Linked DNA regions of Homo sapiens: region 1 is linked to region 2. Evidence: read pairs that join two places in POLR2A ChIA-PET (ENCODE). Cell type or tissue: CD4-positive, alpha-beta T cell. All regions are shown on one strand. Each heading gives the region's core, and the rest is flanking DNA. Links, peaks and the distances in the headings are about the cores only. Region 1 overlaps DOP1B (DOP1 leucine zipper like protein B). Region 2 overlaps DOP1B (DOP1 leucine zipper like protein B).

What was found. ChIA-PET counts read pairs that join two places held together with the same protein. Peaks named below come from ENCODE experiments on the same cell type or tissue, not always from the same donor. Only the 100,000 strongest peaks of a DNase experiment are listed, where the experiment ranks them.
Region 1: POLR2A ChIA-PET joins it to region 2 with 14 read pairs; 7 of 35 experiments call an interaction of 5 or more read pairs at or near these places.

The regions. Positions count from the first base shown.
Region 1 is chr21:36,282,776-36,295,351 of GRCh38, forward strand. It overlaps DOP1B (DOP1 leucine zipper like protein B), which reads left to right. Exons shown (of 37, transcript NM_001320714.2): 33 at 5,239-5,375; 34 at 5,981-6,036; 35 at 6,270-6,431; 36 at 9,329-9,458; 37 at 10,545-11,499. The coding sequence ends at 10,796. It also overlaps the pseudogene SRSF9P1. Among named protein-coding and RNA genes, the nearest start is that of MORC3, 31 kb to the right of the region's middle. RefSeq lists a silencer at 7,018-7,067. In CD4-positive, alpha-beta T cell, for the core only: no CTCF peak of the experiment used is centred there; DNase peaks (open chromatin) are centred at 6,056 and 6,596; H3K4me3 peaks cover 1,340 bases; H3K27ac peaks cover 1,622 bases.
Region 2 is chr21:36,167,479-36,180,054 of GRCh38, forward strand. All of the region lies in intron 2 of DOP1B (DOP1 leucine zipper like protein B), which reads left to right. It also overlaps the pseudogene RPL3P1. Among named protein-coding and RNA genes, the nearest start is that of DOP1B, 17 kb to the left of the region's middle. In CD4-positive, alpha-beta T cell, for the core only: no CTCF peak of the experiment used is centred there; a DNase peak (open chromatin) is centred at 6,553; H3K4me3 peaks cover 314 bases; H3K27ac peaks cover 839 bases.

The sequences.
Region 1 (12,576 bases), core at 2,820-10,819, 120 kb after region 2:
CATCAGCCTGCCCAATGTGGTAAAACCCCATCTCTACTAAAAATACAAAAATAAGCCTGGTGTGGTGACTCATGCCTATAATCCCAGCTACTGGGGAGGCAGAAGCAGGAGAATCGCTTGAACCTGGTAGGCACTGAGCCGAGATTGTGCCACTGCACTCCAGCCTGGGTGACAGAGAGAGACTCCATTGCAAAAATAAATAAATAAATTGTTATTATTATTGCCAACATCGTACGTGATTGTCAGGGTTTTTTTTTTTTTTTCCTTCTCATAAAATGTTCAGGTGGCAAAGTTGACATTCTGTTTTGTTTTTGTTTTCATTTTGAGCCAGGGTCTCCCTCTGTCACCCAGGCTGGAGTGCAGTGGCGCAGTCTCGCCTCATTGAAACCTCCGCCTCCTAGGTTCAAGTGATTCTCCTGCCTCAGCCTCCAAGTAGCTGGGATTACAGGCACCCACCACCATGTCCGGCTAATTTTTGAATTTTTTTAGTAGAGACAGGGTTTCACCATGTTGGCCAGGCTGGTCGCGAACTCCTGACCTCAGGTGATCTGCCCACCTTGGCCTCCCAAAGTGCTTGGATTACAGGCATGAGCCACCGCACCCAGCCGGAAAGATCTTGTTTTAGTTCAAAGCATTAACAGCGTTGACTCGTTAGTCATGATAACTTACATATGCAATAATAAAACACCTTTACACTTTAACTGACATAATTTCCGCATGTAGTGCACATAAGATTTTTACCTTGTAATATCTTGAACACTTAAGAAACATGAAAGAAAACTTTCAAATATTAACAAGTCCAGTTGGCGTGCCTTGCTTGAATAACTGTGATAGGAGGATGATTTAATCAGACGGTAACCAGGAGCACCAGTAAAGGTAATGTCAGCTCTCCAAAGACTGTGGCTAAATGCAAGGTCAGAGCTGAACTTTGTTGCCTCCCTACAAAATCTGGAGAGAAAAAGAACAACAGGAATCACCTTTTCTTTAGTTCATGTGCAGTATAGGGGAGGATTCTTTATGAACCCAACCACTAGACAGTGGCCCTAAGGGAAGCAGTAAGCCTACTTTCTCAGTGGAGGAAAATGAAAAGGAGAGCATATTGGGCAATGTACCTGATAACCCTTTCAGTGCCTTTTCAGTCTAAGAGCAGACACCTGTTCCTTTTTTTTTTTTTTTTTTTTTTTTCCTTTGAGATGGAGTCTTGCTCTGTCACCCAGGCTGGAGTACAGTGGCACAATCTCGGCTCACTGCAACCTCCACCTCCCAGGTTCAAGCAATTCTCCTGCCTCAGCCTCCAAAGTAGCTGAGATTACAGGCACCAGCCACCACACTCAGCTAATTTTTTTGTACTTTTAGTAGAGATGGGGTTTCGCCATGTTGACCAGGCTGATTTCAAACTCCTGACCTCAAGTGATCCGCCTGTGTTGGCCTCCCAAAGTGCTGGGATTACAGGCATGAGCCACCGTGGCCAACCACCTGTTCCTTCTTTCTTTTTTTTTTTTTTTTTTTTTTTGAGACGGAGTCTCGCTCTGTCGCCCAGGCTGGAGTGCAGTGGTGCAATCTCTGCTCACTGCAATCTCTGCCTCCCGGGTTCAAGCAATTCTCCTGCCTCAGCCTCCTGAGTAGCTGAGATTACAGGCACACAACACCACGCCCAGCTAATTTTTGTATTTTTAGTAGAGACAGGGTTTCACCATGTTGGTCATGCTGGTCTCAAACTCCTGACCCCGTGATCCACCTGCCTCGGCCTCCCAAAGTGCTGGGATTACAGGCATGAGCCACTGCGCCCAGCCCTGTTCCTTCTTTCTACCCCATCTCACACTCCTCTCAAATTTGGGAGGAAGCCCAGATAGCTAAATAGACAGCATTAGGTGTATAGAAGCTAGAACCAAAAAAACAAAAAGATAGACAACATTCTGAAACAGGGGTGTGGAGAATTTGACCATGGTAGAGTTTAAACACCCAGCAATTCTGAGAAATTATTTCTCTGAGAGGGAGCAAGCACAGGCAATATAATAGAATATATATATAAAAAACATGTTTTACATAATATATTAATATGTTATATAATTATATGACATTGTAACATGTAATTATTATATTTGTATTATATTGACATGATTGTAATAACTAATAGGTAATGATTATATAAATAGTAATATTAAATATTATACTATATAACAATATACTTGTTTATATTATATATTCAAATATGCAATAAAGGCAGCAGAATGCTAACTGAAAATGGAGGTAGGTTTTGGGCTCTTGGGAAAAGAGAAATTTTTTTGTTGTTGTTGGGAGGGGAACGGAGTCTCACTCTGTTGCCCAGGCTGGAGTGCAGTGGCACAATCTTGGCTCACTGCAACCTCCGCCTCCTAGGTTCAAGTGATTCTCCTGCCTCAGCCTCTCAAGTAGCTGGGATTACAGGCACCCACCACCATGCCTGGCTTATTTTTGTATTTTTAGTAGAGATAGGGTTTCACCATGTTGGCCAGGCTGGTCTCGAACTCCTGACCTCAAGTGATCCACCCGCCTCAGCCTCCCAAAGTGCTGGGATTACAGGCATGAGCCACCATGTCTGGCCGGGAAAAAGAATTTCTAAATAAATACGCTTCGTTTTGGATAGCTCAAGTGCTATATTTCTAAAAATACTACGTGTTTTTAAAAAATAAGCCTTTTGCCCTGTTTTCATTTTTGATGAACTGACAGTTTACAGAGCACTTTCCTACATGTTGTCGTTGTCCCCAGGATGCTCGTGGATAGGCCCAGCCCCCCTGAGTCCTGGGTTGATGGCACTCAGAGTGTCCTCTGCCAGAGCTGTGGGACACTGAACTTGCCTGGAGATGCCCTGTGGAGGGATGATGCCCACATCTGCCTCAGAGAGGTAGATGCATCCAGAAGCTCCCAAGAAGTGTCCCATAGTAAATAGTTTGGGCCCAATTAAAAGAGGCAGGAGGCTGGGCACAGTGGCCTGTAATCCCAGCACCTTGGGAGGCTGTGGTGGGCAGGTCACTTGAGGTCAGGAGTTCAAGACCAACCTGGCCAACATGGTGAAACCCCACCTCTACTAAAAATACAAAAAGTTAGCTGAGCATGGTTTCAGGCGCCTATAATCCCAGCTACTTGGGAGGCTGAGGCAGGAGAATTGCTTGAACCCTGGAGGCGGAGGTTGCAATGAGCCGAGATCGCGCCACTGCACTCCAGCCTGGGTGACAGAGTGAGTGAGACTCCATCTCAAAAAAAAAAAAGAGACAGGAGTGGAGAATTTCTAACACTTCTCTCCTGGGATACCGTTTGGGGTCCTTTTCCCCGGACACTGTTGCACCATCGAGTAGCAGAGAAGGAGATGGGGAGCTGAGCAGCTCTGTATGTCTCGGCTCAGAGTGACATCAGTCTTACGTCTTTGGGGGCTGGGAAGATGTAGGTGAAAGGATACGAAGGTGCAATTATGGAGGATGAGTAAGTCTAGAAAAGGCATGTACAACATGAGGACTGTCGTTAATAACACTGCATATGTACTGGGAATTTGCCAAGAGAGTAGATTTTAGGTGCTCTTACCACAAAAAAGAAAGGTCAAAGACAGGCGCGGTGGCTCATGCCTGTAATCCCAGCACTTTGAGAAGCCAAGGAGGGCAGATCACGTGAGGTCAGGAGTTCAAGACCAGCATGGCCAACATGGTGAAACCCCATATCTACTAAAAATACCAAAAATTAGCTGGGTGTGGTGGTGGGTGCCTATAATCCCAGCTACTCGGGAAGCTGAGGCATGAGAATCATTTGAACCCAGGAGGCAGAGGCTGCAGTGAGCCGAGATCGCACCACTGTACTCCAGCCTGAGTGACAGAGTAAGACTCCATCTCAAAAACACACACACACACACACACACACACACACACACAAAACTGACTGAGCATGGCAGCTCACGCCTGTAATCCCAGCACTTTGGGAGTCCAAGGCAGGTGGATCATCTGAGGTCAGGAGTTAAAAGATCAGCCTGGCCAACATGGCTAAACCCTATCTCTACTAAAAATACAAAAAATTAGCCGGGCATGGTGGCAGACACCTGTAATCCCAACTACTCTGGAGGCTGAGGCAGGAGAATTGCTTGAACCCGGGAGGCGGAGGTTGTAGTGAGCGGAGACTGCTCTGCTGCCCTCTAGCCTGGGCAACAGAGTGAGACTCCATCTCAAAAAAAAAAAAAATTTATTACTAATATACTAATGTACTAATGTACTACAGCCGATCTTAGCTAGCATGACTACCATTCAGCTGTTTGCTGTAGCAATTTGTTACATTCCTAGGAAACCTTAAGCTATGGAAGAAAAAAAAAGTCTCATTCTACAAACAAGACATTTCAGGGGAGAAGCAGGGGAGAGTGTTAGGGGCTAGAGAGTGTTATTTGAAACACTTTTCCCTCCATAGGAATGAAAGTTTTTGTCATGGCCATCAAGTTTAAACCTTACTCAGTAAATCTGTTATATTTACTTGCTCCGCTTCCCACCCACCACCCTCAAAATATGGTGTTGTCTGCCAGCCAGTCCATATGATTGTGTAAGTCCATTCCTCACCATGGGCTGCTTGGTTTCTGCGTCTCCTCATTCATATTCTTAAAAGAACATTGAAATGGCTGTTGGTCATCCAGTGGATTTCTGGTGACAGATGTTCATGTCTTTCTACTCAGCTGTGGCAGGGGGACGGCCTGTGGGAATCATTTCCTTAGGTTTGGCAAGAGCCATGAACTGCTGTATTTCACAAAGAAGAGGGCTGGGGTGGACTAGTTGCACAAAAGCATCTCCTAACATTCTTTTTTTTTTTTTTTTTTTTTTTTTGAGATGGAGTCTCACTCTGTCACCCAGGCTGGAGTGCAGTGGTGTGATCTCGGCCCACTGCAACCTCTACCTCCCAGGTTCAAGCGATTCTCCTGCCTCAGCCTCCCAAGTAGCTGGGACTACAGGCGCCCACCACCACGCCCGACTAATTTTTGTATTTTTAGTAGAGATGGGGTTTTACCATATTGGCCAGGCTGGCCTCGAACTCCTTATCTTGTTATCCGCCCGCCTCGGCCTCCCAAAGTGCTGGGATTACAAGTGCGAGCCACCAAGCCTGGCCTGTAACACTCATTCCTTACACTGGGTTGTTACTAGAATGTCAGAACAGTCACAGTTTTATTTTTCTTTGTCTGATAAGAAACCCTAAACTGCATATTTGTGTAACATCTTTACAATCTTCTTTCCTTAGAACGCCTGACAGACAATCTCAGAGTTGGACAGACATCCATAGTTGCTGCTCAGATGTTTCTTTTTTTCAGAGTTTTGCTGCTAAGAATATCTCCTCAACATTTGACTTCATTGTGGCCAATAATGGTCTCTGAATTGGTGAGTACAAGTATTGTAAGTTTGAAAGCAAGGTTGGAGCTTTTTAAAATGCTTTTTCAGTAACATAACGTACTATTTCCTATGTATCCCATTTTATCTAAATGTTATTTTTAATCAGGTTGGTAGCACATGGTTAGCTCTTGGTTAAACAGAGAATATTTTACTCTATGATCATATTTGATCTCTCACCCTGTCAGTTATTCCAACTAACTTGTACCATTTGATAATACTTACTAGTTTTTTATATACATATAAATTTGGGCTGGGCGTGGTAGCTTATGCCTGTAATCCCAGCACTTCGGGAGGCTAAGGTGGATGGATCACTTGAGCCCAGGAGTTCGAGACTAGCCTGGGCAACATGGTGAAACTCCTTGTCTACAAAAAAATACAAAAATTAATTCGGCATGGCGGGAAGTTGCATCTGCAGAAGGTTGAGGCTGCAGTGAGCCATGATTGTACCACTGCACTCCAGACTGGGTGACAGAGTAAGACCCCGTCTTATTCATTCATTCATAAATTAATCGATTTTTAAAAATAAGTAAAAAAAAATATTTGGGTAGATTTAATCTGTCTCAGATAGTAACTTGAATGCATTTTTTTTTCAGATTCAGACATTCACACAGCTTGAAGAAGATCTAAAAGATGAAGATGAGTCATTGAGGTAAGCAGTACAAGATCTGTACACAAGAGGAAAAGATAGTCACGATTAAAGCACGTCACTTTAGATATAGAGTTGTCTAATGTTAAATGCTGTTATCTTGAAGTACTTGTGAAAGGACCAGCTATTCCAAAAATTTCTTAAAAAGAAAATTCTTCTGAGGGACAGGTCATAGGTGAATGGACTATAACAGATCTGAATGAATTTATAACAAGCGTTTCTTTGCAAATTTATAGAAGCACCAACAAAGTAAACAGAACGAAAGTTTCAGTCCCGGATGCAAATGGACCCTCAGTGGGGGAGATACCCCAGAGTGAACTCATCTTGTATTTATCAGCTTGCAAATTCTTGGACACAGCGCTTTCTTTTCCACCTGACAAGATGCCATTATTTCAAATGTAAGTCAGATAGGATCGTGTGTCCTTTTTGAAGTAAGAGATTTTGTTTTTTCCTTTTAAGCACTTTCACTTGTTTTTCATGTACAGTTTATGGGAAACCACCATCTGGGTTTCTAGTGACAGCTAAGCCAGCTCGGAATACCAAGTTTCAGATTACTTGCAACATCTGTGGCTCTGCAAATTTGGCTCACAGGAGTGTTTATGAATGTGTTTCTATGGTGTGTGTGTGTGTGTGTGTGTGTGTGTGTGTGTGTGTGTGTGTGTGTGTGGTTTTTGCTACTGAATGCTTATAAAACAGGGCTTACCCACTGGTGCTCCTCACTGCCTTTGTGTAGACCTTTTTGTCTGTGTTTAGTTAGATACAAATGCCTTTATTTGGAGCCTGCCATCTCCGATTCACTTTGCCCCATAGGCTTATGTTTCCTGCCGGCTTAGCACAGCTGCTCATTTGTTTAATTTCATGACCAGCCCCAGAGGCTATTTCTCTCTCTCCTACCCCCACAAAGAGAGTAATCATATAGAAATGTTTGTGGTTAAAGAGCGGGTTCTCTTAAATGCACATTGCTAAGTGAAAGAAGCCAGTCTGAAAAGGCTACACACTGTATGATTCCAACCATGTGACATTCTGGAAAAGGCAAAACCATGGAGACAGTAAAAAGATCAGTGGTCGCCAGGGGTTGGGGAGAGGGAGGCAGGGATGAATGGGTGAAGCACAGAGGATTTTTAGGGCAGTGAAATTATTGCATACAGAGCTATAATGGTAGATCCATGTCATTGTCCATTTCTCCAAATCCATACAATGTACACCACCAAGAGTGAACCCTGATGTAAACTCTGGACTTGGGAGGATAACAGTGAGTCAGTAGAGGCTCTTCAGTTTTAACAAATGTACCACTCTGGTGCAGGATGTTGATAATACGGCAGGCTTGTATGTATGTAGGATGGGATGTACGGGAACTACTTTCTACTCCATTTTGCTGTGAACCTAAAGCTGTTCTGCAAAAGAAAGTCTTTTAGTTTTTAAAAAGCAGGTTTGGGCCGGACGTGGTGTCTCATACGTGTAATACTAGCACTTTAGGAGGCTGAGGCGGGTGGATCACCTGAGGTTGGGAGTTCGAGACCAGCCTGGCCAACATGGCGAAACCCTGTCTCAACTAAAAACACAAAAATTAGGCCAGGTACCGTGGCTCACACCTGTAATCCCAGCACTTTGGGAGGCCAAGGTGGGTGGATCACTTGAGGCCAGGAGTTCAAGACCAGCCCGGCCAACATGGTGAAAAACCCTGTCTCTACTAAAAATACAAAAATTAGGCCAGGCGCGATGGCTCACACCTGTAATCCCAGCACTTTGGGAGGCCAAGGTGGTTGGATCACCTGAGTTTGGGATCAGCCTGACCAACATGGAGAAAATCCATCTCTACTAAAAATACAAAATTAGCTGGGCATGGTGGCGTATGCCTGTAATCCCAGCTACTTGGGAGGCTGAGGCAGGAGAATCGCTTGAACCTGGGAGGCAGAGGTTGCAGTGAGCCAAGATCATGCCATCTGCCATTGCACTCCAGCCTGGGCAACAAAAGCGAGACTCCATCTCAAAAAAAAAAAAAAATACAAAAATTAGCCAGATGTGGTGGTGGGCGCCTGTAATCCCAGCTACTTCGGAAGCTGAGGAAGGAGAATCACTTGAACCCGAGAGGCAGAGGTTGCAGTGAGCCGACATCGCACCACTGCACTCCAGCCTAGGCAACAGAGCGAGACTCCCCCTCAAAAAAAAAAGAGGCCGGGCACAGTGGCTCATGTCTGTAACCCCAGCACTTTGGGAGGCCGAGGCAGGCGGATCATGAGGTCAGGAGTTCAAGACCAGCCAGGCCAACATGGTGAAACCCTGTCTCTACTAAAAATGCAAAAATTAGCTGCCTGTATTGGTGGGCACCTGTAATCCCAGCTACTCAAGAGGCTGAGGCAGGAGAATCGCTTGAAACCGAAGGCGGAGGTTGCAGTGAACCGAGATCGCACCACTGCACTCCAGCCTGGGCGAAAGAGCGAAACTGCATCTCAAACCAAAAAAAAGTGGAGGCTAGGCGCAGTGGCTCATGCCTGTAATCCCAGCACTTTAGGAGGCTGAGGCAGGTGGATCACGAGGTCAGGAGTTCAAGACCAGCCTGGCCAAGATGGTGAAACCCCGTCTCTACTAAAAATACAAAAAAATTAGTCAGGCATGGTGGCAGGTGCCTGTAATCCCAGCTACTCGGGAGGCTGAGGCAGAGAATTGCTTGAACCTGGGAGGTGGAGGTTGCAGGGAGCCAAGATTGCACCACTGCCCTCCAGACTGGGCGACAGAACGAGACTGTCTCAAAAAAACAAAAAAGTGGGTTCCGATATATGTGAATGTGCATAGCAACATTATTTATAATAGGCAAGAAGTAGAGACAACCCAAATGGCCATCAGCTGATGAACAGGCAGATCATGTGACATATCCATACAGTGGAATACGGTTCAGCAACAAAAAGAATTGAAGAACTGAGACACGCTGGAATCTGGATGAACCGGAAAATATGATGCTAAGTGAAAGCTCGAAACAAGGGAACATATAGTGTATGATTCTGCTTATATGGAATGTCCACGATGAGACAGAGTGTGGATTAGTGGGTGCCTAGGTCTCAAGGGTATAGGGGGTTGGGGTGGTGATGGCTGAGCAGGGCAGGATTTCTTTTTGGGGTAATGAAATACTCTAAAATTGATTGTGATAATAGACGTGCAACTCTATGAATATAATAAAAGGCATTGAGTTGTCCATATTAAATAGATACAGTATGTGAATTATATCTTAATAAAACTAATTTTAACGACGTTGAAGGCCTCTTACCAGCAGACCTGACCTTCTGTTTGTTCCCTGCAGTTATAGGTGGGCATTTATTCCAGAAGTGGACACAGAGGGCCCTGCCTTCCTGTCGGATGTAGAGGAGAATCACCAAGAATGCAAACCCCACACTGTCAGGATTCTAGAACTTCTAAAATTAAAGTTTGGGGTAAGTGCTTTTCTTTTCTTTTCTTTTTTTTTTTTTTTGGTGAGACAGAGTTTCACTCGGCCACCCAGGTTAGAGTGCAGTGGTGCGGTCTTCGCTTACTGCAGCCTCCACCTCCCAGGTTCAAGTGATTCTCCTGCCTCAGCTTCCGGAGTAGCTGGGATTACAGGAATGTGCCACCACACCTGGCTAATTTTGTTTTGTTTTGTTCTGAGACGGAATCTCACTCTGTTGCCCAGGCTAGAGTGCAGTGGCACAACCTCAGGTCACTGCAACCTCAGCCTCCTGGTTTCAAGCAATTCTCCTCTCAGCCTCTGGAATAGCTGGAACTACAGGCGCACGCCACCATGCCTGGCTAATTTTTGTTTTTTTGTTTTTGGGTTTTTTTTTTTTTTTTTTGAGACGAAGTCTCACTCTGTTGCCCAGACTGGAGTGCAATGGCAGGATCTCAGCTCACTGCAACCTCCACCTCCCAGGTTCAAGCAATTCCCGCACCTCAGCTTCCCAAGTAGTTGGAACTACAGGCACATGCCACCACTCTTGGGGCTAATTTTTGTATTTTTAGTAGAGACAGGTTTTCGCCATATTGGTCAGGCTGGTCTCGAACTCCTGACCTCAGGTGATCCGCCTGCTTCAGCCTCCCAAAGTGTTGGGATTACAGGCGAGAGCCACCGTGTCCAGCCTGCTTTTCTTTTTAAAAATTATATTCATGAGGCTGGTAATCCCAGCATTTTGGGAGGCCGAGGTGGGCAGATCGCCTGAGGTCAGGAGTTCAAGACCAACCTGGCAAATATGGTGAAACTCCATCTCTACAAAAATACAAAAATTAGCTGGTCATGGTGACCGGTACCTGTAATCCCAGCTACTCAGGAAGCTGAGGCAAGAGAATCGCTTGAACCCGGGAGACAGAGGTTGCAGTGAGCCAAGATCACGCTGCTGCACTCCAGCCTGGGCGACAGAGCAAGACTCTGTCTCAAAAAAAAAAAAAAAGGACCTTATTTCTTAGGTTTTGCCACATGCATGTGCTTCCCAGCCATCTCGAGCCCTCAGTAAAACCATATCATTGTTATGGGTTTGTTTTTTCTGCAGGAAATCAGTAGCTCTGATGAGATCACCATGAAGAGTGAATTCCCGCTTCTGCGCCAACATTCTGTTTCCAGCATCAGGCAGTTGATGCCATTCTTCATGACTCTAAATGGTGCATTTAAGACCCAGAGACAGCTGCCTGCTGATAGCCCAGGAACTCCATTCTTGGACTTTCCTGTCACAGATAGCCCAAGGATCTTAAAACAACTGGAAGAATGCATCGAATATGATTTTCTGGAACATCCAGAATGTTAACCATGTGAGAGAGAATATGTTTAATCCATGTATTGGTACTTTACTGAAAACCAGGTTATATTCTAAAGAAGAAAGAAGGCAGGATAGTGCTTTTGAACAAGCCTATTTCCATTTTGAAAGTAGATTTCAGGCTAGGTGCGGTGGCTCACACCTGTAATCTCAGCACTTTGGGAGGCCAAGGCAGGCAGATCACTTGAGGTCAGGAGTTCGAGACCAGCCTGACCAACATGGTGAGACCCTGTCTCTACTAAAAATACAAAAATTAGCTGGGTGTGGTGGCGGCGCCTGTAATCCCAGCTACTTGGGAGGCTAAGGCATGAGAATTGCTTGAACCCAGGAGGTGGAGGCTGCAGTGAGCCGAGATCACGACACTGCACTCCAGCTGTGTGACAGAATGAGACCATCTCCAAAAAAAAAAAAAAGTAGATTTCAGATAATTTACTGTTCAGCAACAGGACACACCTCCCTAAATGCCTTGTAATATATTTGAATCTGATTCTGCATTTCTTCCTCAATTTATGTAATGAAAATAAAATTAATATATCATCTAACAGTAGCACAAAATTTGTAATATGAAGTAAAGTATGAAGATAATGAAGAAGTTGTTTTCTTTGTTGAAGCAGTTATATGGGTCTTTCTCAGTATATTTCTCTTTTCTCTAAAAGTTTAAACTTATTAAAAGAATGTTATTTTTAACCTTTCACACAAATGTCCTTTAAAGTGCTTATTTTGGTACTCCATTTTAAAACGAAAATACATTGTTTTCTGAGGACAATAATTGCCCCTTACCCATTCAGCAGAGGTAAGGTAACCTCAATGTATTCAAAGATAACCTCAATGTATTCAAACCTCGCACATTAAAAATTACATGTTTGCCGGGCGCGGTGGCTCACGCCTGTAATCCCAGCACTTTGGGAGGCCGAGGTGGGCAGATCACCTGAGGTCAGGAGTTCAAGACCAGCCTGACCAACATGGAGAAACCCTGTCTCTACTAAAAATACAAAATTAGCTGGGCATAGTGGTGCATGCCTGTAATCCCAGCTACTCGGGAGGCTGAGGCCGGAGAATCTCTTGAACCGGGGAGGCGGAGGTTGCCATGAGCCAAGATCGTGCCATTGCACTCCAGCCTGGGCAACAAGAGTGAAACTCCGTCTCAAAAAAAAAAAAAAATTCATGTTTGCACAGTTTAACAACATAAGTACAGGGTTTTAAATTTCTGACAGCACGTTCTTTTCTTTTCTTTTTTTTCTTTTTTCCCCCTAAACGTTTAAAATATATTTCTAAACAGAATGGGCCAATTCAGTCACAGTAACTGTTGATCTCCATAGCAGAGCAACCCACAAAGACAGAACTGATTTTTTTCCCATAATCAGGGGTGAAAAATATACAACTTGTTTCTGAACCAAAACCACAATTTCTGCAGTTTAAAATGTTTCACTGCTAATATGGCCCTGGTAGAAATTATGTAGTTTCTTTTCTTCTTTAAAAAAAAAAAAAATTAAAAAAATTTCCTAAGACACTAAATGCTCCATCTGGAATGTAGATTCTGATCACAAAGCAGCTCAGTTAACCTAAAAAATAAAAAATTCCCATCACCTGTCTCAGTAGGGCCTGAGAGTAGTGTGGGGAACCCCAGCTTTGGTATGGAGAGTCATGGCCCCTTGAACCAGATAGAGACCTTGAATAGCCATAGCTGGTGCTTCTCTCAGGATAAACTCTGATGTAGGAAGTATCACCCTCATGAGAGTGGAATTTGGTCATCCAGTTGACGCAGGGCATA
Region 2 (12,576 bases), core at 2,964-10,963:
AGCATATTTATTGTTGGGGAGGGCACAGTCTTCATTATTTCTGTTTTTTCTTTTTCTTTATTGAGATAAAATTCACATAACACAAAATTCACCATTTACCCATTTTAAAGTGCACAGTTAAGTGGCCTTTAGTATGTTTACCATGTTGTGTAACCCTTACTATCTAGTTCCACACATTTTCATCACTCCAAAAGGAAACCCGTACCCATTCAGCAGTTCCTCCCCATTCCTCCCTCCCCCCAGCCCCGGTAACCACGAATCTACTTTCCCTCTCTACGGACTTTCCATGGAAATGGAATCATACCACATGTGGCTTTTTGTGACTGGTTTATTTCATTTAGCATAATGTTCTTAAGGTTCATCCATGTTATAGTATGTGTTAGAATTACCTTCCTTTTTACAGCTGAATAATACTCTATTGTATGGGTAAGTCACATTTTCTTTTCTTTTCTTTTCTTTTTCTTTTTTTTTTTTTTTTTTTTCGAGATGGAATCTCACTCTGTCATCCAGGCTGAAGTGCAGTGGCACAGTCTCGGCTAACTGCAACCTCCACCTTCTAGGTTGAAGCGATTCTCCTGCCTCAGCCTCCCGAGTAACTGAGACTACAGGCGCACACCACCACACCCGGCTAATTTTTGTATTTTTAGTAGAGACAGGGTTTCACCATGTTGGCCAGGCTGGTCTTGAACTCCTGACCTCCAGTGATCTGCCTGCCTTGGCCTCCCAAAGTGCTGGGATTATAGACATGAGCCACCGCGCCGAGCCACATTTTTCTTTATCCATTGATCAGTTGATGGACATTTAGATTTTTACCTTTTGGCTATTGTGAATAGTGTTGCTATGAGCATTCATTTGCAAGCTTTTGTTTGAACCTCAGTTTTCAATTCTTTGGGGTGCATACTTAGGAGGGGCATTGCTGGGACATACGGAAACGCTATGTTTAACTTACTGAGGAGCCACCAAATTGTTTTCCCAGCAGTTGCACCATTTTACATATCCACCAAAAGCAATGCGTGAGTGTTCCAATTTCCTAACATCCTCACCAATACTTATTTTCAAGTTTTTTTTTTTTTGACACTCGCTCTGTTGCCCAGGCTGGAGTGCAGTTGTGCAATCTTGGCTCCTGCAACCTCCACCTCCTGGGTTCAAGCGATTCTCATCCCTCAGCCTCCTGAGTAGCTGGGGTTATAGGCGTTAGCGACCATGCCTGGCTAATTTTTTATTTTTACTTTTTAATACAGATGGGGTTTCACCATCTTGGCCAGGCTGGTCTCGAACTCCTGACCTCAGGTGATCTGCCCGCCTCAACCTCCCAAAGTGCTGGGATTACAGGTTTGAGCCACTGTGCCCAGCCTATTTTCAGTTTTTTAAAAATGATAACCATCCTAGTTGTGTGAAGTGGTCTCTCCCTGTGGGTTTTTTTTTTTAATTAATAATTTTAAAAAATAACTTTTATTGAGACCCCACCAGGTGCAAAACCTGTTCCTGGCGTTAAGCTCCTTCTTCCTTTGCAATTCGGTCTTTCTCGAGTGGTCCCATGAATGCTTTCTTCTCCTCCATGGTCTGGAAGCGGCCATAGCCAAACTTGGAGGTGGTGTCAGTGAACTTAAGGTCAGTCTTCTCCAGAGCCCATCGTCTGGTCTGCACCAGCAAAGATGTGCAGAGAATGAGCACTCGCTTCTTGGTTCCCACCACACAGCCTTTCAGCATAACAGAGTTATTGGTCACTTCACCATAGTGGACAAAGCCACCCAGAAGGTCGATGCTCTTGTCAGACAGGTCATAGTCCGTGGAGGCATTGTTCTTGATCGGTTTGCTGTCCTCAGTAAGGTAGCCCTGGTCAATCTTACAGATCTTCTTGTTGATCTCAGTGTGGTGATGGTCGCCTTTCTGCCCAGCACATGCCATGGAGAAGGCCACATGGTCAGGATGCCATGCCCCAATCCAGGCCACCTTGCACAGGCCTCGGTGGGTCTTGTGGGGCAGCTTCTTGGTGTGCCAACAACTGGTGACCCCTTTGTAGCCTTTGCCCTTGGTCACCCCGATGATGTCGATCATCTCGTCCAGCCCAAACGCTTGGTTCACAGGTACCTGCTGCTGTAGCCCCTCCTGGGCTCAGTCCAGCTTCTCAGCCATGGTGCCTCCGTTCACTTGGATCTCCATCAGCTGGGCCTTCTTCTGGCGCAGAGGAAGTAGGCGCGTCTGGGTGTGGGCAGCGAGGCGGGTGACTTGGCAGTGCTTCCTCATGCTGCTGAAGTCTTCTCCAGCTGCTTCTTGCCATCCTCATCCTGCCATTTCTTGCAGTACTTGGTAAAGGCCTTCTTCCTAGATTTATGCCGGTTGTTAGAGAAACACCTTTTGCACTCATCGTTGATGTGCTCAGCAAAGATGGCCTTGAAGGTCCGGAGGCCTCAAGGGGTTTCCACGTAGCCCGCAATGCCCACAACCACCATAGGTGGTGTCTCCACAGTAGTCATGGCCTCTACCACCTCCTTCACTTTCACCTTGGATCTTGGCCTGTCGACTTCCCGTGTGATGTGGGTCATGCCAGCCTTGTATCCCAGGAAGGCTGTGACGTTGACCAGCTTGGAAGGGTCATCCTTAGGGAAGCTCTTCACCTTCCCACGTTGCCTATTTCTTCACTCCTATGGCAGGAAGCAGAGGGACCCATGTCTGGGAGTGGAGAACTTTCTGTGAGACATCACACAATCAAATTCCACCGGTAGAGCTCTCCCTGTGGTTTTGATTTGCATTTCCCTAATGACTAATAATTTTGAGCACCTTTTCATATGCTTTTTGGGCATTTGTGTATCTTTTTGGAAGAAATTTCTATTCTAGGCCTGGCGCGGTGGCTCATGCCTGTAATCCCAGCACTCTGGGAGGCCGAGGCCGGCAGATCATGAGGTCAAAAGATGGAGACCACCCTGGCCAACATGGTGAAACCCCATCTCTACTAAAAATACAGAAATTAGCTGGGCATGGTGGCATGCACTTGTAGTCCCAGCTACCCAGGAGGCTGAGGCAGGAGAATTGCTTGAACCCGGGAGGCAGAGGTTGCAGTGAGCTGAGATCGTGCCACTGCACTCTAGCCTGGGTGACAGAGTGAGACTCTGTCTAAATAAATAAATAAATATATATATATAAAATTATTATTTATTTATTTATAATTATCCAGCCGTGGTAGTGCTTGCTTGTCCTCCCAGCTACTTAGGAGGCTGAAGTAGGAGGATCGCTTGAGCCCAGGAGATCAAGGCTGCAGTGAGCATGATCATGCCACTACGCTGCAGCACGTAGTGCTGAGTGACAGAACAAAACCCTGTTTCAAAAAAAAAAAAAAAGACATAACTTTGTTAGAGTTGTTACCTGAGGATTCCCATCCCAAGGGTCTCCTCTTGGATCTCATTTCTTGTTCCCTGCTGCTGTGATTAACTGTTGAGTTTAAGCAGCCACCTTGAAGAATTTGCAAGATACGGTTGGGACAAAGGTGATGCTGTCAGTCCCTACCTCTGCTTTGCCTGAGGCCGCTGACATTCATGGAGAGCTCACTGCGTGCTAAGGAGTTGACGTGCATTATTGTATAATACTTAAAATGTATCTTGAGATCCGTCTCAGGTTCAACCACTTGTGCAAGGCCACTGCCAGCCAGTGGCAGAGAGAGGGCTCAGACCCCGACCAGCCTGGTTCCAAGGCCCATGCTCATGAGCAGAGCCTCCAGCCTTCTTCATGTCAGTATCTGTATAGCTTACGTAAGGGGAAAGGGCTGTGCTTCTTTGCTGCCAGGGACCCTGTCTCCATCACCCAAATGCAGTAGGCGCAATTATTAGGCCCATTTTACCGATGAAGGCTAACCTACTTGCCCAGTGTCTTATGGCAACTGAGTGGTTATTATGGATTGAATTTTGGCCTCCGTGAAAGAAACCCTGGAGTCTTAACCCTTAGTACCTCAGTATGTAACTTGATTTGGAAACAGCATCTTTACAGAGCTAATCGAGCTAGAGGAGGTCATTAGGGGGTGGCCCTAATCCAGTGTGACTGGTGTCCTGATGAAAAAGGGGAAATGTAGACACAGACATGCATGAGGGAAGGCACCATGTGAGGATGAAGGCAGAGACCAGAAAGATGCATCTACAAGCCAAGAAGTGCCAAAGAATGACAGCAAACTCCTAGCAGCGGGGGGAGAGGCACGGGACAGATTGTCTATGCAGCCTTCAGAAGAAAGCCGCTCTCTTGACACCTTGATTTCAGACTTAACATGAGAGAATACATTTCTGTTGTTGAAGCCACCTGGTGTGTGGCACTTCGTTATAGCAGCCCTAGAATGCTATGACAGTGGTAGGACAAGATCTGTTAACACCTCAGTGCTGGGGATAAGGCATTGAACACTAAGCCCCTGCTCTCATGGAAAGAAATGACGCTTTCTTGGCGAGAGACAGACGACAGATGACTGTGTGATGTCAGATGCTGAATGCTAAGAAGAAAAATAAACTGGGGAAGTGGGGTATGGAGGAAGGAGGAGGGAGTGCTATTTTAGACAGAGAGGACACTGACAGCGTGACCTTAAAGCAGAGGTTGGGGTGAAGTGAGCAAGCTGGTGGGAAGGGCAATCTGGGGCATGGGCCTGTGTCCAAGGCATGGGAAGGGGACAGGAGTAGCCAGAGGACAGAGTGACCAGAGATACAGCAGGGTCAGGCCACTGATAGGATTTTGCTCTGGCGGGGAGGGGAAGCCACTGAGCTTCCTCCCAGGGAGGCTGTGAGCAAGGGAACCTCTGCCTCACCCATTCCAAGAATTCCCCGGGCCGTCAGCAAGCACAAGAGCCAGTGTGGATGCCCGCACCATTAGGCCTGAGATCAGTTCCTGCCGTTACTGGATGTGGAGGGTTTGGATGGTGCTGGAGGGAGCACATCTTGATCAGCATCAGGAATACTTGGTTCTGTGAAACTTGCAACTTCTGCATTCAAGGGTCCCTGATAGGAGTTGGTATGAATAAAGAATTTTCTTCACTGGGTGCAGTGATGCATGCCTGTAATCCTAGCACTTTGGGAGGCTGAAGGCAGAAGGATCACTTGAGCCCAGGAGTTTCAGACCAGCTTGGGCAACATGGCAAAACCTTGTCTCTCCAAAACTACAAAAATTATCTGGCCATGGTGGTGCACACCTGTAGTCCAGCTACTCAGAAGCCTGAGGTGGGAGGATCCCTGGAGCCTCAGCCTGGAGCTCTTGCACCACTGCACTCCATCCTGGGTGACAGAGTGAGACCCTGGCTCAAAAAAAAAAAGGAATTTTTTTAAGGCTTTGGTGATCGTCACATTTCTTGGACTTATGCACAGAAATTCAGTGAGTAAGAGTTGAGAGTTGGGCGGGGCGCAGTAGCTCACCCCTGTAATCCCAGCACTTTGGGAGGCTGAGGCAGGTGGATAACCTGAGGTCAGGAGTTTGAGTCCAGCCTGGCCAACATGGTGAAACCCTGTCTCTATTAAAAATAAAAAAAATTAGCCAGGCATCGTGGCGAATGCCTGTAGTCCCAGCTACTTGGGAGGCTGAGGCAGGAGAATCGCTTGAACCTGGGAGGCAGAGGTTGCAGTGAGCCAAGATTGCACCACTGCACTCCAGCCTTGGGGACAGAGGAAGACTCTGTCTCAAAAAAGAGTTGAGAGTTGAATTAGCAAAATTCTTTATAATACAGATTTAAACAATGATATAGGACACAAAAGCTTAGGGTCAACATTCTTTTTTTTAAGGTAGGTAACTAAATGTTATAATGCATAAAACTTAGATTTGGAGGAGAAGACTCATCCAGTCAACCCTTTTTTCAACTAAGAAAACTGGTTCCCAGAAGGTCTTGGTATGTCCAGCTGTAGACAGATTCTAATGGTATCATTTTCAAACTTGCTCAATGTTTCAGCATCATTTTTAGAATTTTTCTGTGTTAGAGAATAGTTTATCTTTTTTTTTTTTTTTGAGATGGAGTCTTGCTCTGTCGCCCAGGCTGGAGTGCAGCGGCCCCGTCTTGGCTCACTGCAAGCTTCGCCTCCTGGGTTCAAGCAATCCTCCTGCCTCAGCCTCCCGAGTAGCTGGGACTACAGGCGCCCACCACCACACCCGGCTAATTTTTTTTGTATTTTTAGTAGAGACGGGGTTTCACCGTGTTAGCCAGGATAGTCTCGATCTCCTGACCTCATGATTCATCCGCCTCGGCCTCCCAAAGTGCTGGGATTACAGGCGTGAGCCGCCGCGCCCGGCCCAAGAAAAACATTTTCATCAAGTGCCCTTTTGAGCCCTGAACCCAGGTGCTCTACCAAGCCTGATTTACAGCTTTGATTTTGGAAGTGAAGGCTAATAGAAATAAATTAACTCTGGATTTAAAAATCTTATCATTAAAGCTCTTTAAAAAAAAAAAAAAGTTATAATGGTCCTAAATGAACCAGTTTTTTTTGTTTTTTGTTTTTTCGCTGCTTTTATCTGATGACACACTACGGTTTCACAGAGCAGCCATGAACAGGAAGGGCAGCATGAGGTCTGTGGTGTCACACAGTTCAGCTTCCGGAGTCTTCATCAGTTAGCTACAAGCACCTCCTGTTTAAAGCAGAGCCTCCTGATGGTGTGTTTCAGAATTAGTGCTGCAGTGTGGTGGGAAGAACACGGGTTGGAGCTTGGAGACCTAGTGAACTACTCCAGCCCTTTACAGATCGGCTGCAAGAACTCTTTACCTAAAAACTTGGTGAGAGGCCAGGCGTGGTGGCTCACGTGTGTAGTCCCAGCACTTTGGGAGGCCAAGGTGGGTGGATTACTTGAGGTCAGGAGTTTGAGACCAGCCTTGCTGACATGGCGAAACCCCGTCTCTACTAAAAATGCAAAAATTAGCCGGGCGTGATGGCAGGCACCTGTAATCCCAGCTACTTGGGAGACTGAGGCAAGAGAATTTCTGGAACCTGGGTGGCGGAGGTTGCAGTGAGCCGAGATTGCACCACTGCACTCCAGCACTCCAGCCTGGGTAACCAAAAACCAAAATAATAAATAAATTAATAAAAACTTGGGTGAGTCCAACAGAATCCTTCTTCTTTTTTTGAGGCTGGAGTGCAATGGCATGATCTCAGTTTACTGCAACCTCTGCCTCCTGGGCTCAGGCCATCCTCCTGCCTCAGCCTCCCAAGTAGCTGAGACTACAGGCATGTGTGCGCTACCATGCCTGGCTAATTTTTGTATTTTCTTTTCATAGAGACAGGGTTTCACTATGTTGCCCAGGCAGGTCTCAAATTCCTGAGCTCGAGTGATCCTCACAAAGTGCTGGAATTATAGGCGTGAGCCACCGTGCCTGGCCGGGATCCTGATTTTTTACCCCTGCCTGAATCAACTCCTCTTCCCTGTTGACTAGTATTAGTTCACATAAATCCTCTTCAGCCTGGAGTCTGTGTTAGTCTGCTAGGGCTGCCATAACAAAATACCACTGGCAGAGTGGATTAAACAACAGATTGTTTTGTTTCACAGTTCTGGAAGCCAGAAGTCCAATATCAACGTGTCGGCAGGGTTGGTTCTTCTGAGGCCTCGCTGCCTGGCTTGGAGATGGTGTCTTCTCCCTGGGTCCTCACAGGATCATCCCTCTGGGTGTATCTGTATCCAGATTTCTTCTTCTTCTTCTTTTTTTTTTTTGAGATGGAGTCTCACTTTGTTGCCCAGGCTGGAGTGCAGTAGCACGATCTTGGCTCACTGCAACCTTCACCTCCCAGATTCAAGCGATTCTTCTGCCTCAGCCTCCAAAGTAGCTGGGATTACAGGTGCCTGCCACCACAGCCAGCTAATTTTTGTATTTTTAGTAGAGATGTGGTTTCACCATGTTGGCCAGGCTGGTCTCGAACTCCTGACCTTAAGTGATCCGCCCGCCTCGGCCTCCCAAAGTGCTGGGATTACAGGCGTGAGCCACCACGCCTGGCCCAGATTTCCTCTTCTTACAAGGACACCAGTCAGACTGCATTAGGGCTCACCCTAACTGCTTCATTCTACTTTGATTACCTATTTAAAAATCCTGTCTCCGGCCGGGTATGGTGGCTCATGCTTGTAATCCCTTGGCCTATGGGAGGCCAAGATGGGTGGATCACTTGAGGTCAGGAGTTCAAGACCAGCCTGGCCAACATGGTGAAATCCTGTTTCTATTGAAAATATAAAAACGAGCTGGGTATGGTGGCGCATGCCTGTAATCCCAGCTACTCAGGAGGCTGAGGCAGGAGAATCACTTGAACCCAGAAGGTGGAGGATGCAATGAACCAAGATGGCACTGCTGTTCTCTAGCCTGGGCAACAGAGTGAGACTCTGTCTCAAAAAAAAGAAAGAAAAGAAAAAGAAAAAGAACCTGTCTCTAAATACAGTCCCAGTCTCAGGTGGAGGTCAGGAAGGGCTTTGCCATAGGAGTTTGAGAGGGATACAGTTCAGCCATGACAGAATGTGATGAGGAGGTGCAGGCTGTCTCTCCACCTGTCACCTGTTTACAAAGCTGATCTCTGGTAGAAGCCCAGATGGTCTTTTATCACACACCTTGTGGAGGAACAGAGGAAGTGTGATTTCTTTAGTCTTGTTCTTGATCCAGGAGCCCAGTGAGGAGCTTCGACTTTGGGGTGTGTGTGCGTGTGTGTGTGTGTGTGTGTGTGTGGTGATACAGTTAAGCACCCAGAACTGCTGAGTCAGGAAAGCGTTCCAGGTGATTTGTGCCCCCTCCACCGCATGCCAAGAGCTCTGCACCAGCTTATTTATGGGGCACTGCATTGTGGGGGTATCCTACATGTCTGCTGGGGGTGGCCCTTTCAGCCTTCCTCCCCCACTGGAGCCTTGGTGCTGCTGCCACAGTTGACTCTGCACTCCTTATCCCTGCTGGCCAGACCCTGCATGCTCAGTGCCTAGAACAAGGCTACGAGCCCTGCCAGCCTCCTTGTGTATGAGCTGCATCTTTCAGCCTGCAGGGTGCCTGGTTTCATCTCAGCATCTCACTTGTAGGGCATCCTCTGTTAGAGCGTGACACCTAAATTTGGGGCTATGATTTTAGCCATTTTCTAGCAACCTTTGTTCTGATGACCTCTGTGGCTATGACCGTGAGGGTGGAGGTGGCCAGGTAAGTGCAGGGCCAGGGTCATCGTGGAATGATAAGGGCCTGAATTGCCTTCTGAGAAGACACCAAATGGAAAGGATGCTGTTGATGGGAATTCTTGACTGGCTTCACGTTAAACTAGATCCTGTACCTCTGCAGGAGAGGGGCCAGCCCAGCATCCATTTGTCTCTGGCAGTGTCCTGATGCTCTTGGCACCAGTATTTAGAAGATGCAGATCCAACTCCCGTTTTTTTCCCTCCCCTCCCCTTTCTTTTCTTTTTTGAGACAGAGTCTCACTCTGTCACCCAGGCTGGAGTGCAGTGACCCAATCTTGGCTCACTACAACCTCCACCTCCCAGGTTCAAGTGATTCTCCTGCCCCAGGCTCCTGAGTAGCTGGGATCACAGGCATGCGCCACCACACCTGGCTAATTTTTTTTGTATTTTTTGTAGAGACAGGGTTTCGCCAGACTGGTCTTGAACTCCTGACCTCAGGTGATCCGCCTGCCTCGACCTCCCAAAGTGCTGGGATTACAGGCGTGAGCCACCGTGCCCAGTCCTAACTCCCATTTCTAAGGTGTGGCAAAGGCTGCTGAATCCTTTGCTGTCGTTCTGTTGTGGGTGCCATGCTGGGGCTCTGATGATGTTGCAGCTTCACCCCTTACCCCAGGTTATCTGAAGGAGCTGAGGGTGTTCAAGAGCACTGCTACCCCAGGCTTCACAGCAGCCTCAGTGAGGGCCACTCACACTGTAAGATCGAGATGGTCTTTTTGAAAAGAGCATTTCTCTTTGCTGAAAAGAGTCTGATATGCTTTTCGATAATTTGTAGCCAGGATAGTCTATTTACTTTGTGTTTGAGTGAAGGAATATTTTTGCCATTCTTCCTTTCAGGTCTGCTGTGGGGCTGGAGGTAGTCCAGATTTAGAGATGAATTATTCCTCCAGTGCTGTGATTTGAATGGCTCTTCCAAAGTCCATGCTGAAACTTAACCCCAATTTGACAATATTGGGGTTGGGGGGGCCTTTAAAAGGTGACCAGACCATGAGGGCTCTGTTCTCATAAATGAGTTACTCGACGTATGGATTAATGCATTGATAGGTTATCCTGGGTGAGGAACTGGTAGCTAAATAAGAAGAGGAAGAGAGGCCTGAGCTAGCATTAGCATGCTCGGCCTCCTTGCCATGTGATATCCCACACCACTTCGGGACTCTGCAGAGAGTCTCCACCAGCAAGAAGGCCCTCACCAGATGCAGCCCCTTGAGCTTGGCCTCTGTAACTGTAAAAAGTAAATTTATTTTCTTTATAAATGACCCAGTTTCAGGTATTCTGTTATAAGCAACAGAAAATAGACTAAAATATCCAGCAATCTAACAGAATTGAGTTTATAGATAAGGGAAAGGGTTTGTGACCCACCTACACTATATAAATTCTCCCAAGAAAGTTAGGAGCTAGAAACTCCATGTCACGCCTTGGTGTGGAAGGTGCTGTGGACTGAATTGTGTTTCTCCTTCTCCCCTCAAACTCATATGCTGAAGTCTTAACCCCAGTGTAGCTGTATATCAAGGTAGGATCTTTGGCAGATGGTTTAGGTTAAATGAGGTCATGAGGATGAGACCCTAATTTAATAGGACTGTGGCCTTATAAGAATAGGAGGAGGGCAGGCACAGTGGCTCACACTTGTACTCTCAGGACTTTGGGAGGCTAAGGCAGGTGGATCACTTGAGCCCAGGAGTTTGAGACCAGCCTGGACAACATGGGGAAACCCCATCTCTACAAAAACAAACGAACAAACAAAATTAGCCTGGTGTGGTAGCATGCACCTGTAGTCTCAGCTACTTGGGAGGCTGAGGTGGGAGGTTTGCTTGAGTCCAGGAGTCTCTTAAGAAAAAAAAAAAAAGGAAGAGGAAGAGACAGACTTCCTCCCACCTCCCACCATGTGAGGACACAGTGAGGAGATGGCTGTCTGCAAGCCAGGAAGAGAGCTGAAACTGCTGGCACCTTGATTGCGGACTCCCAACCTACAGAACTGGGAGAAGTAAATTTCTGTTGTTTAAGCCGCCCACTCTGTGGTATTTTGTTATGGCAGCCTGGGCCAACTAATACAGAAGGAACTAAGTTAAACTTGTATTTTTCAGAAAAAAAGCAACTGTTTGAACAGGAATACCAACATTCAAGCTTGTATTTGAGTCACATACAGGCATTCCCATTTACCTATCTTTTAAAAATAGTCTTTTCCTTTTAAATTTCTTTCCAACTTTATTGGGCATACAATAAACTGCAAGCATTTAGAAGTGTATAATTTAAAGAGTTTTGACATAACGTTTATCCCTGTGAAACCATCACCACAATCAAGACAATGAGCATGGATCTGTCACCCCCAGAAGTTTCCTCCTGTCCTTTTGTCGTCTCCCTCCCTCCCTTGTCCCCAGACAACCACTGATCTGTTTTCTGTCACCATAGATTTGTTTGCATTTTCTGAAAGTTTATATAAATGGAATCCCACAGTATGTGCCGTCTCTCTCCTTTTCTGGTCTGGCTTCTTTCACTCAGCAAAGCTACTTCGAGAGTCATTCAGGCTGTTGTGTACATCAAAGTTTCCTTCTTTTTTACTGCTGAGTAAGAGTCCATGGATATATACAATTTCTTTATCCATTTCCCATTAGTGGACATTTGGGTTGCTTCCAGTAGGTATATGTTTAATTTTTTAAGAAGCTGCCAAACTGTTTGCCAAAGTGGTTGTATCATTTTACATTCCCAGCTGCAGTGTATGAAAGCTCCAGTTCTCCCCCATCCTCTTCAACACTTGGTATGGTCAGTCTTTTTCACTTTGGTCATTTTAATGAGAGTGTAATACTCTCTTATTGTGGCTTTTGCATTTTGTACATGACAGATGATTAGAAAATCAGTAAGTGGTCATTGTAACTTTGTTTTAATTCCATAGACACATAACATAAAGATCACTGTAAGAATCTTCACTGTTTTATTGTAGGTAATAGCAAAAAATTGGGAGTGACCACCCCTGGTAGGGGAGTAGTTGTGAAGTGAGTCATGGAACGACAATATAATGCACACACAGCCATGGAACCAAGTAGACTGGTAGTTACTAACATGAAAAATGCTTATTATAAATAAGGGGGAAGAAAGGACAGGCGAACAGTTTACATATAGCCCACTCAATCTTGTGTGTGTGTGAGAGAAAGGGAGGGGGTACTGTATAGGAGTGGACAAGATCTCGAAGCCCCTTATTGTAGGACTAGTGTATTTCCAGTTTTTCACGACTCTGAATAAAGCTGTAATGAACATCTTTACGCACGTGGCTATTTTTGTTAAGATAAATTGCTAGAGGTGGAGTAGCTGGGTCAGTGGACGTACAGTGAAGCCTCTGGACACAGGGGTATGTGCTGGCCTGCCTTTGCCCCTCTCCTCTGCCTGCACAGATGCCAGAGCCACAGCCTGTCACCTGCTGTACTTTGTCATGTGTTTATCTAGCAGGACCACATT